3 separate regions of the Homo sapiens genome follow, and all the other regions are linked to region 1. A link is a contact called in ENCODE Hi-C or POLR2A ChIA-PET data. All regions are on one chromosome and are shown on one strand. Each heading gives the region's core, a stretch centred on a gene start or an enhancer-like site at or near the end of the contact. The rest is flanking DNA. Distances are from core to core; before and after follow the strand shown. Region 1 has its middle 130 kb from the start of XACT. Region 2 holds the start of ALG13 (ALG13 UDP-N-acetylglucosaminyltransferase subunit). Region 3 has its middle 41 kb from the start of DANT2.

The links. Hi-C counts contacts between places; a loop is a spot of excess contacts on that map. ChIA-PET counts read pairs that join two places held with the same protein, here RNA polymerase II (POLR2A). Pooled maps may share reads with other maps.
Region 2: a pooled map shows a loop between it and region 1 (9-fold over the local background). The contact joins the promoter of ALG13 here to the enhancer-like site in region 1. A Hi-C loop is called at or near these places in 3 of 37 single-sample maps with no recorded cell type and 4 of 50 pooled maps. POLR2A ChIA-PET finds 5 or more read pairs at or near these places in 1 of 52 experiments (activated T-cell).
Region 3: a map with no recorded cell type shows a loop between it and region 1 (11-fold over the local background). The contact joins two enhancer-like sites. A Hi-C loop is called at or near these places in 2 of 37 single-sample maps with no recorded cell type and 1 of 50 pooled maps.

What each region holds. Positions count from the first base shown.
Region 1 is chrX:113,745,278-113,749,804 of GRCh38, forward strand. No RefSeq gene overlaps it. Among named protein-coding and RNA genes, the nearest start is that of XACT, 130 kb to the left of the region's middle. Within about 2 kb of position 2,199, at least 2 of the 41 ENCODE cell types and tissues checked have a DNase peak (open chromatin) inside an H3K27ac peak, as active enhancers do.
Region 2 is chrX:111,678,386-111,682,419 of GRCh38, forward strand. It overlaps ALG13 (ALG13 UDP-N-acetylglucosaminyltransferase subunit), which reads left to right and starts at 2,785. Exons shown (of 27, transcript NM_001099922.3): 1 at 2,785-2,914; 2 at 3,747-3,909. The coding sequence starts at 2,834. RefSeq lists enhancers at 2,453-3,172, 2,852-3,041, 3,112-3,161, 3,182-3,241.
Region 3 is chrX:116,008,441-116,012,464 of GRCh38, forward strand. No RefSeq gene overlaps it. Among named protein-coding and RNA genes, the nearest start is that of DANT2, 41 kb to the left of the region's middle. RefSeq lists an enhancer at 1,795-1,884. Within about 2 kb of position 1,536, at least 6 of the 41 ENCODE cell types and tissues checked have a DNase peak (open chromatin) inside an H3K27ac peak, as active enhancers do.

The sequences.
Region 1 (4,527 bases), core at 949-3,448:
TTTGGGACAAATAGAAGCATCCTCTAAAGTGTTCACACTGGTTTGAATTAGTCCAAGTAGAGGTTGTAAGTATCTTTCTTTTTCTGTAGTAACTTCATCATTTCACACGGTAAGATGAGATCAAGGTGTTAAAACATTTACATTGAGATGATTGTTGCATCCACAGAACCTCATACTTCCTAAATTTCTGGAACATGTAGCACTAAAGCTCCCATTGTCTTTTTTATGGGTAGATCCTCTTTGAGCCTTGAAGACTAGGTTCAATGGCCTATAAGTTATTCATTTGCTTCTTACTAGTTTTAGCATTTGTGATTGCAAAGAATAATTCATTAGTTGCATAATTACTACCAAAAATAAATTATTCAATATATATACCTAGAGAAATTTTCTTCATAAAAGGTTAATTCTGTGTATCTGTTAATTCATGCCCATCTCAGAAAGTATACTCTGTCTGTTTGAAAGGACCATTTTGAAGATTTAATGAATCTTAAAATCTTCTTAAGTTCCTGAATACATTATTGACCAATCAAAACTTTGCTGAAATGTCCACTTACCCTCTGATACACTTAGGTACTTATCATACTTCAACAGATCTGATTGATCAAGATTATAGCTGAGACTTGGCTAAAATATTGGCAGATGTTTCCTTATAAAAGTTCACTTCTGAAGACATTACAGTCTTAAAAAGCTGTCATTGATATTTGAAAGACTACCTTATATAAGTGATGTGCTATTCTGATTTAATTATGAAAGCAAATGGAAAGCTAAGGGGTTTATACTCTGGAATGTGAAATAATGGTGTTAAGCCATCATGTCTCAGTTTTTTGGATATAAAGGAGTAAAAGTTTGTCTTGTTAAGCATTAAATGAATGTCAAAAATATGGAAACAGAAATTGGAATTTGGGGTTTGTTTGCTGCACCAGGTGGACTCCAGCTATCAGAACCAATAAAACACCTGTTGAATCCTTTAGAATAGGCATGTTATACATTTGTTTTGACCATTGGGACATAAGAGGCAAATACGACAATCAGCAACTTCACTGAAGGCATCACCAAGTTACACACTCCTATGAATTCTTCATGTAAATCTAGAATAAAAATGAACAAATTCATAACTGTTCAAGGTATGCAGAATTTCCAGACTTCCACATTGTCTCTTATTTGGCCTATAATCATCTTAGAAATACTCATAAAGCTCTGAACAAGTACTACAGTATAAGCTTTGGGAAGAAAGTTGAAGGTTAAAGAGTGTGTGTCAAGCGAACGTGCAAAATAGGTATTGTACCATAGACACTCCTTTTCTCCTGCTAAAAACATCCTTTTTGTCTCTAGCCATTCAGTATCCTCATGTTCCCTCAGCTACATCTGTGATAATAAATAGTCTGATAAACTCATCCATTCCAAAAAATCACTGATGTGCTGTTCAAAGGAAATTTTTAGCTAAAGAGAATTACTGGACAAGTAATGATAAAACCTAATCATTGCTAATAAATATTATTGGAGCAACTAAAATGGTACAAAAAGACATTTGGAGTCAGGGACACATTCCTAGTATCCTTTAAATCACAGCATATTTTACTTCTATGTAACACTGAGCTTGTTTATTTTTCTATTTCTTTTTATTTATTAATGTCTATGTTCTATTTATCTGAACTCAGATTTGGTATCAGCAGCCGACCTAGGCTTTCCTTACCAAAATAAGTTAACACAGGTGAGTGTCCAGATACTCAAGATTTACATACCAGGTTCACACATTGCTAAATCTAAACTAATTTTCTTTTTATTCTATTTCAAACTCCACTACTGAGCCACCCAGTGAACTCCATGTTTCCATTACAAAGCCAGTACTAGTAGAAAAGCCGTGACCTGTAAGAAGAGCTCAAAATAATGGTGGAATAAAAGGGAAAAAATGTCAAAAGAATTCATTAGGTTATAATAAAGTTGTGTAATAAGGACATCACTAAAATTCCACAAGAAATTCTTACATAAGAACATTCAAGGAAACACCTGTACACTACCTTCCTATACTTGTTCTTATGAGAGAAATAGTGATCCATGATTTATAAATCCAATAGTACTTAATACAGTCAGAAAGTTGTATTTATCCCATTATTCCCTTTGTAACTTTTTAATTCTCTCACTGCCTCTATCAGCCCTCAGGGGATACCAGCTGTGTTTCAGGACCCATAAAGAACCTGATTAGAGAAACAGGATATGAGAAAGCTAATTATAGATGAAGGCAATTCAAACTACAAAATAGCTACAGGAAAGAAAACATTTGGCCAAGATGAATTTGGCAAAATGAAAAAGTGCACAGCCATCTTCTGCTAGGCCTATCCCTAGGTAAGAAGAAACTAGAACCCACCCCCGACTACCTGCAAAAGGAAAATTCTTTGGGAAAATATTTTTAAATGTGTTTTCTAAGTCACACACAGAGAGATATTGTAATTACCCAGAGGAAATCTGGTCACTCAACTTCCTGTTTCTTTCTTATCTTTCACTCACAAAGTTACATAAAGGTAGGTGGAACTATCCAACAATAAACCAGACTGATAATTATTACAGTGTGCTTAATGACAAGTAAAAAGTGCACTTGCTCTAAGTCAGAGCTGCCAACTTGAGAATAAAGAAAAGATCTGAAGACAAACATAATAACTCAGTGATTAGACTGAGGGCAATGATGCTATTGCCATGGAAACCATTGAAAAGTACCCAAAATGTATTGTAAATACCATCTCTTTGTTGTATTACTTATTTATTTGTCAAAAAGCTCTCTAATGTGTTCAATAATATTAATTGAGAAGAACAAATATTTTAAAGGTTATGTCTCAAAATATTTTGTAGCCAATATTCTATGAACAAAATAACATGAAAAATTGGCAACAGGATGGCAGTAAATTCCGAAGTTTGGAGGTATGCTTAATTGACTTTGGTTTTGCCTGGAATTTCTTGACAGAGATATTGTGCCCTGGCAATACAAACATGCCTTATATATAACATGAAATAGTCTCTATGATTTGCATGTGCCAACATAGTATTTTCTAATGTCATTTAATTGCTTTTTTTTTTTTTTTTTTTTGAGACGGAGTCTCTCTCTGTCCCCAGGATGGAGTGCAGTGGCACTATCTCGGCTCACTGCAAGCTCCACCTCCTGGGTTCACACCATTCTCCTGCCTCAGCCTCCTGAGTAGCTGGGACTACAGGTGCCCGCCACCATGCCTGGCTAATTTTTTGTATTTTTAGTAGAGACGGGGTTTCACCGTGTTAGGCAGGATGGTCTCCATCTCCTGACCTCGTGATCCGCCCACCTCGGCCTCCCAAAGTGCTGGGATTACAGGCGTGAGCCCCCGCGCCTGGCATTTAATTGCATTTTTAACATTTCATACCATCGGCCTCCTTTCTTCTGTTTCTAAACAGAATGAACGTCCTAAAACAAGAAAATTAAGCAAGATATCTTCTGTTGCACAACCTGTTTTTGTTCATTACCAATTTAAATTAACTTGACAATCATTGAATAATCCCAACAAAGTGGTATTAGGTGCTGAAATAGCAATGGTGCTATTTAAAATTCATAGATGATGACACACAGTAAGTACTAAATAAATATTTTGGAATGAATGAATCTATTATTAAAAGTCCCACAATTAAAACATCTTTTCACAAATTCCAAATCTGCTCTTCTAGATCCATGAACCAACCAAGATTTTTTTTTTTCTTTTGGTCTATTTCACTACTCCAATTTATAAACAGACATGAAAACCCCAAACAGCTTTCCTCTCTTTCCCTAGGAGGGCACCTATCACAAATATCAAGGATTTTATTTGATTTTCACATTATGCCAAAGTAACACCAATAGCTTAGACTCAGAATTTCTACCTAACTTTAGTTGCACATAATGTCTCTTCCTGTCTTAGAGAAAAAAGATCGATGTCAGTATTGATTCACTTAACACTAAGGCCTGACAACATAACGTAATTGTAAAATAGCCTCTCCATCATTTCAACAAATTGGAGAGAAACATCTTCAAAAACACAGTTCATGAACACATTTAGGAACTCTATAAAAGAGGCACATATGTGTGGAGACAATTTTTGGAACTACAATTTTGTGATTCCATGGAAAAAATAGCTAAACTACGTTTCAACACTTGCAATTTTTAAATAATTACAGTTCCCACCTGTGTGCTAAGATTTCTGGTTGTAAAAATGTGGATGCTGGCTTATTCTGCAACAAAACTGAAACATAATAATGAGGACAATGGATTCTACTTCTAGGATTCCCCTCCCTTAGGGATTACAACTTCTTTTCAATGGTTCACTCCATTAATCCTTATACCATCCATCCAAGTTGGGCAGGAGGTAACCATATCATCCTGGTTCTATACACAGAGGAACTGATCTGCTGAAAGATTAAGTGATTTGCTTGCAATCAGACAATGAGCCAGAAATGGAGTGGGGCAAAGGAACATGGTGTGACAAAAAAGACTAAGGATAAAAAGCAATAAGGAAAGTAGGGAACCTGGTGTAC
Region 2 (4,034 bases), core at 1,535-4,034, 2.1 Mb before region 1:
AGGCAGGGCAAAGCACAAATATGAGCTAAGGTGATATTTTAAATAGGGAATACACAAAACATTAGAAGGAGATAGAGTGAGCAATTATCTTAACAATGGTTATGATGGTGGTAGGAGAAAAAAGGAGAGTTTTGAGAAATAACCTCTCCTATATGTGCCTGCCTAAGTGTAATTTATCTGTGGTACTTTATCGTCCTAATGTGTAATGTTATATTTAAATGGTTCACTGGAATAATTCAATAGATTGTAGATCAATGCTTCAGGCTTTATCACCTCTATTTTACAAGTCATGCTTGCTAATGGAGGTTAACTGTTTGCAGCTTCCAGGGGACCCTAGAGGGCCCTGGTTTTCTGAGAACCACAGTTGGTAGAAGAGCCCAAGTTGGAGCGATTTTTTTTTTTTTTGAGACAGAATCTTGCTCTGTTGCCCAGGCTAGAGTGCAGTGACACAATCTCAGCTCACTGCAACCTCCGCCTCCCAGGTACAAGTGATTCTCCTGCCTCAGCCTCCCAAGTAGCTGGGATTACAGGTGCCCGCCACCGTGCCTGGCTAATTTTTGTATTTTTAGTAGAGATGGGGTTTCACCATGCTGGCCAGGCTGGCCTCAAGCTCCTGACCTTGTGATCCACCCACCTCGGCCTCCCAAAGTGCTGTGATTGCAGGCGTGAGCCACCGTGCCCAGCCAGTTAGAGTGATTTTCTAAAAGCCACTTTTGATGCACCTGTAGTCCCAGCTACTTGGGAGGTGGAGGCGGAGGCGGGAGTGCTCTCGGACCAAACTGAGGGTGGGGCTGCTATTTCTCGTGACCTAATAACAAGATGCAGATAAACTGTGGAGGAAGAGAGTTTTTATTTCTGTAACTGTTTACAGGGAAAAGGCCTGGATATTATCACGAAACCAACTCAAAATCACGATGTTTTCCAGAGCTTATATACCTTCTAAGCTATATGTCTACATGTAAGTGTGCATTCATCTAAAGACATAAGTGATTAACTTCTTTTAATCTATAAATAAGGTCTGAATCTTGAAGATCTTCCTCTGGAGCCTCAGTAAATTTACTTAATCTAAATGGGTCCGGCAAGGTGCGGTGGCTCACGCCTGTAATCCCAGCACTTTGGGAGGCCAAGGTGGGTGGATCATGAGGTCAGGAGTTCGAGACCATCCTGGCTAACATGGTGAAACCCCGTCGCTACTAAAAATACAACAAATTAGCCGGGCGTGGTGGTGGGTGCCTGTATTCCCAGCTACTTGAGAGGCTGAGGCAGGAGAATGGCGTGAACCCGGAAGGCAGAGCTTGCAGTGAGCCGAGATTGTGTCACTGCACTCCAGCCTGGGTGACAGAGCGAGACTCCGTCTCAAAAAAAAAAAAAAAAAATCTAAATGAGTCCAGGTGCTGGCGTGATTACCCTTATCTTGTCTCCTGCTAAATCACAGAGGTTTGGGGAGTTCCTTCGGACTCCCAACAAACTTGTTTGTGGAGGCCTGGGGAGTTTCTTCAGACCCACAATAAAACTTGTTTAATCCTAAATGGGTAATGTTAAGACTTCCTTTGTTATTTTGTCATGCTTTAGGGCCCAGGAAAGGCCTAGGCAAAACTCTTGGTGGGCTTTAGTTACATTCCAGCCTTTGTATAAGGGCACTGGCTTTTTTTAGCTTTTAATATTAACTTCACCACTCAGTACTGAAACAGTTGTTATGGAGGCCTCCGTTAGTGAGACGTGGCCTGCCACAGGAGGACTGCTTGAGCCCAGGAGTTAGAATCAAGCCTGGGCAACAGAGCAAGACCCCATACCTTATAAGATGCCTTTTATTTTTAGTTTTTTTATTTTTTCGAGACGGGGTCTCACTGTCGTCCAGGCTGCAGTGCAGTGGTGTGATCATGGCTCACTGCAGCCTCAGCCTTCTGACTAGCTAGGAACACAGGTGGGTGCTCCCACCCCCGGCTAATTAAATTTTTTTTGTTTGTTTGAGACAGGGTCTCATTCTGTGTCACCCAGGCTGGAGTGCAATGGCAGGATCTTGGGCTCACTGAAACCTCTGTCTCCTGGGCTCAAGCAATTGTCGTGCCTCACCCTCCTGAGTAGCTGGGATTACAGGAGCCTGCCACCACGCCCGGCTAATTTTTGTATTTTTAGGAGAGACAGGATTTCACCATGTTGCCCAGGCTGGTCTGGAACTTCTGACCTCAATAATATACCTGCCTTGGCCTCCCAAAGTGCTGGGATTACATACTTGAGCGATGGCACCTGGCCTAAAAAATAATATTTTTAGAGACAAGGGTTTTGCTATGTTGCCCAGGCTAGTCTTAACTCCTGGGCTCAAGTGATTCTTCCCAGTAGCTTGGGATTACAGCCACTGTGCCTGGTAAGGCACTTTTATTTTTCATATCCCCTTAGCCAACTCGAAGTAAAACCATCTCTCAAATGTATCTTGACAAAACCTGGCAGCAAACAAAAAAATCTCAAACTTGTCTGTCATTAAAAGATTGTGGTACCCACGCAACGACACCAACTCAATGCTTAGGGTATGATGTTTTTTTTTTTTACCCATCAGTTTTGAAAAAGTTAATTACATTTGGCAATTCCCCATTCCCTTATAGTGAGGGGTCTCAAGAGCTGGCTCCTACACATAAAGGGCTTAGAACAGTGGCTGGTACCTAGGCCACCAATAGTCTTTTGCCCCACCCAACCGGTGACACAGCCCGGGGCCCCGCCGCCCCCTGGCGGCCATTACGGATTTCCGCCTCCCTCACAGAAGGCAGTCACTGCAACGTGCGTGGCCTCAGTTGCGTCATATCCGGCCCTTGCGATCAGGGCTTGAGGAACCCGCGCCATGAAGTGCGTGTTTGTTACCGTAGGGACCACCAGCTTTGACGACCTCATTGCGTGTGTGTCGGCGCCCGACAGTCTGCAAGTGAGTGAGGGAGGCGAGCAGGCGGCGGCTTGGCTCGCCACCCGCCATCTCCGGCCATACTGCCAGCCGCGTTAGCCTTGCCTGACCGTCGCGCTCGGAAAGAAACCCCCGCAACTCTACCACAGGTGCCGCTGCCCCTTAGCTGGCTTCTGCCCACGCCCGGCGGGGCCCTTCTCCGGCTACCCGGCCACTCGGGGTTGCCTGTTTCCTCTTCCCATTATTCCGGCCGCTCCTCTCCCTCATTTCTTCAGCTCCTTTTCCGGTCTGCCCCCGCGCTCTATTCTCCGCCTCCGCGTCCTCCGCCCCTCCTTCCAACGGCTCCGCCCCTCCGAGCTCGGGTTTTCCACCGGGCTCGGCAGTTTTTCCTCAGGCCCCCCTGTGGACCGCACGTCGGCGCCGGCGTCTGAGCCAGCCGAGCTCGCCTCAGAGCCCGGCTCCTTCCCCTCAGCACTTGGCCGGAGCCCGCGCGGTTCCTCTCCTCAGCGCGCGTCGTCCCCTCAGGGCTCCCGGTTCTCGCAGTTGATCAAGTGAGGCAGAACGGGTAGTGCCTGGGTTCCCCCCGAGTTTGCGACTCCTTTTCCAAAGTCTTTTCCTGCTGTGGCTTTCGCGGGACTCTGCGAGCTGGGTCGCTTAGATTCATGAGTGCTTGGGAGGTTCCTCGTCGGGCCCCGGACCAGAAAATAGTTTTGAAAACTAAGTGAAATCGGCCACAGATAGGCTTTTTGGCGGCCGTGCTCCGATGTTAACGTCAAACTTTAGTAGTGGTGGTGGTTCCTGCTCTGTTTTACATAGCCAGTTTAAAAGGCCCTCACATTCTGATTTCCTCTTTCAGAAAATCGAGAGCCTTGGTTACAACCGACTTATCCTGCAAATTGGTAGAGGAACGGTGGTACCTGAACCCTTCAGTACTGAGTCGTTTACTCTGGATGTTTACAGGTACAAGGATTCCTTGAAAGAAGACATTCAGAAAGCAGATCTTGTTATTAGTCACGCAGGTAAAGGTGCCTAAGAATCTCAGGGTTGGGTCTTTTAATTTTAATTTTTTTTAAGTTCTGGGGTATTCTGGGGGTACATGTGCAGGATGTGCGGGCTTGTTACAAAGGTAAACGTGTGCCATGCA
Region 3 (4,024 bases), core at 286-2,785, 2.3 Mb after region 1:
TGTCAATAAAGGTAGAGACAGCTGTATTAATATGAAAAAACAAAACAAAAACATAAAACTAGGATAGTGGAATTTACAATTTTGAAGACAGAACATTTTTGTTGCTGAAGAGTGGGTTGCCAAAATGGTGGTGAGACATTATTGAAGCTGAGCATATCCAGCAACTGTGAGGCCAAGGAGTTAAAGTCATTCTGGTTAATGACAGAATTGATGTAGAAAAACAGTGAACCTCCTTATTAATGTCCTTATTAATGTAGAGGAGCAGGAAGTAACAGTAACAATGTACTGTTTGGGTAACAGTAACAAGGAGGAATAGAGCAGGGGTTCACAAATGCAAATCCTACAGAGGCCTACAGGTGAGGGAAAGAAGCCAAATTTAAGAGAAGATACCCCACCTAAAGGAGGCAACCACCACTAAGCTTCAGAAGACAGTTACTATTTGGAAAGATGAGCCTAAAATTGCTAGAAATCTACATTTTGAAGATAAATGGCAAATGCCTTTTAAAAATGTGAAATTTTTCATTGTGAAATATTGGTAATTAATTTTAAAAAATACTGTGATGACCAAACAAAGCATCTCTTAAGTGTGAATGCAGTTCATGAGGTGCCAGTTTGCAACCTCTAGGATAAAAAGTAGTATGCCCAAATGGCCTGAGACACAAAGCAGGAAAGACTTATACAATGGTATCTTCACTCTTTCTTCTCTAGGCTATGGCAGACATCACTAATTTGATCAGATATGCAGAGCTTCCAGAGGCAAGTAAAAATCAGTTGTATTTGGCACACAAGGTGAAACCTTATTTGCCATAATGTTTCTATAATTTTCAAGAAAGTTTCTGAATCTTTGAACTTTCGTTGGTCTTTGAAAAAGAACAGGCATGCTGTAATGTTTCAATTCAGTTTTGCCCTCGCAGGATTTTCAGGTGGGCTTTCTTGTTGAATGTGTGCTTTGTATGTTTTCAGAAACCTCTTCACACCAGTAACTGTGTCTTAAAAATTTCCAGTAATGTGCTCAGAGGTCCTGAGTGGGAACTAGTTTAATGTTGAAGGTGAACAAACAAAACCTTTCATCTGTTCCCAGGTATGTCTGGCTTCTGGCAGCTTTGCCATTAATAGTTGAGAGCCTGTTTGCTGCCTGGAACACTGAAGGGTTGTTAAACAGCTCTCTGCCTTTTAAAAAGAGTGGGAGATGATTGGGAGGCTTCTAGACTGAGGCAAAAATTGAAAATATCATGCATGTTTAGCTATATGGTTTATTAACTCATTTGCTGAAGTGTGTACTTGATTTCTGTTAAATCTTTTTATGCTTAGGCATTTTTGCTATTGAGAGACTTTTCTTTTGGGTATTTAAATACTCAAATAACTCATTCATATTCAAATACCTCCTTTAACACATTTCTCATTTCCTTTAGAAGCAAAACATACTCTCTTTGCAGGAACTGTTTTCAGCCCCGCCCCGACCTCTCAAAACTCTGCACTTAGCCAGCTGTTTCCATGGCCAATGCTGTAAGCCCCCAGGCCCGATTCACGTGGCAGGAGGGGAAGAACAGCTGAAGCTGGAGCAGCGAGCTGCCTTAGCTGCCAAAGTCCACTTGATTCTGACGCAATGCAACTGCATTCTCCGTTTTTAATTTGTTCCTGTTCTGCTTTTGGTTTTCAGTCTCTACCACTATCCCCTCACTCTCCAGCGTCTACCCACCCTTTCCTCTTTTAGGTTTCTGAAAAACAGACCATTTGGTTGACCCTGCAAGGCTTCCAATTTGCCTATTTTGTCATGATGCCCTGTTTCTCCCCATCATGCTCACACTTGCTTCTAAAATGCCTCTGGCTCTTCTGGTGAGCTGCTGTCTACCTATTCCTGTCTCTGGCTCTGGGTCCTGTTGTCTGTCTCCAGCTGCCTGCCTAACACAAACTGCCTTACTGCCTGTGGTGTGTCATGGATCTGCTGATTTTCTGTGGCACCTGAAACAATAGAAGCTGAAAAATCCATGACTTCTGTTTAACTGTGCTTCTTCACAGTTTTCCTTATTAGACATTATGTGGTCAAAACTCTGAAACTAAACTCTTTAACTGAAGTACAGGTGTCAGCCCTCTGAGCTGAAGCTCAGCCATTATAACTTCTGTGACCTGCACATACACATCCAGGTGGCCTGCAGGGGCCAAGAAGTCTGGAGCAGCCAAAAAACCACAAAGAAGTAAATCAGTCAGTTCCTGCCTTAACTGATTAACCAAAATTACATTTTACCATTGTGACTTGTCCCTGCCCTACCTTAGCTGATCAATCAACTTTGCAACATTCTTCTTTTGGACAATGAGTCTTATGATCTCCCCACCATGTACCTTGTGACCCCCTCCTCTGCTAACAATAGATAACCACCTTTTACTGTAATTTTCCATTACCTACCCAACTCCTGTAAAGCAACCCCTTCCCCATCTCCCTTCACTGACTCTCTTTTCGGACTCAGCCCACTTGCACCCAAGTGAATAAACAGTGTTATTGCCCACACAAAGCCTGTCTGTTGGTCTCTTCACATAGATGTGCTTGACATTTGGTGCCATGACTCAGATCGGGGGACCTCCCTTGGGAGATCAATCCCCTGTCCTCCTGCTACATTTGGTGCCGTGACTTGGATCAGGGGACCTCCCTCGGGAGATCAATCCCCTGTCTTCCTGCTCTTTGCTCTGTGAGAAAATCCACCTATGACGTCAGGTTCTCAGACCAGCCCAAGAAACACCTCACCAATTTTAAATTGGGTAAGCAGTCTTTTTTTATTCTGTTCTCCAACCTCTCTCACTATCTCTCAACCTCTTTCTTCTTTCAATTTCAGCACCACCCTTCAATCCCTCCATTCCTTTCATTTCCTTTTCCTTTCTGGTAGAGATAGCAGAAACGTGTTTTTTCCATGGATCCAAAATGCTGGTGGCACTGGTCATGGACTCAGGAAGACAGTCTTCCCTTGGTGTCTAATCACCGCGGGGACACCTGCCTGATTATTCACCCGCATTCCAGAGGTGTTCGATCACCATGGGGACACCTGCCTTGATCCTCCACCTTGGTGGCAAGTACTACCCCCCCCTTTTTACTCCTCTTTTCTCTAAATTTCCCTTTTTTTTACTATGGGCAACCTTCTGCCCTCCATTCCTCCTTCTTCCCCCTTAACCTGTGTTCTTAAAAACTTAAAACCTCTTCAACCCTCACCTGACCTAAAACCTAGCATCTTATTTTCTTCTGCAACACCGCTTGGCTCCAATACAAACTTGATAATGGCTGTAAATGGCCAGAAAATGGCACTGTTGATTTTTCCATCCTACAATATCTAGATAATTTTTTTCATAAAATGGGCAAATGGTCTGAGGTGCCCTATGTCCAGGCATGTTTTACACTTTGTCCCCTCCCTAATTTCTGTTCCCAATGCAACTCATCCCAAATCTTCCTTCTTTCCCTCCTGCCTGTCCCTTCAGTCCCAACCCCAAGTGCCACTGAGTCTTTTGAATTCTCCTTTTTTTGCGGACCCCCCTGACCTCTCTCCCCTTCCTCAGGCCACTCCTTGGCAGGCTGAATCAAGTCCCAATTCTTCCTCAGCCTCCACTTCTCCACCTTATAACCCTTCTGTCACCTCCCCTCCCCACACCCAGTCTGGCTTACAATTTCATTCTGTGGCAAATACTCCCCCGCCTGCCCCAAAATTTCCTCTTTGAGAGGTGGCTGGGGCTGAAGGCATTGTCAGAGTGCGTGTACCATTTTCTCTATCAGACCTTTCCCAAGTTAATCAATGCTTAGGCTCCTTCTCATCAGACACCACAAAATATATACAGGAATTCCAATATTTAACTCAGTCCTACAATTTAACCTGGAGTGACTTAAATGTGATACTAACTTCTACCCTCTCCCCAGATGAATGAGAAAGAGTTTTTTCTCTAGCCCAGTCCCACGCTGACACCTGCCGACATCATGAGCCGGACCTTCAAGAAGGCATCAGGGCAGTTCCCCAAGAGGATCCCCGATGGGAGTATCAGGCAGGTT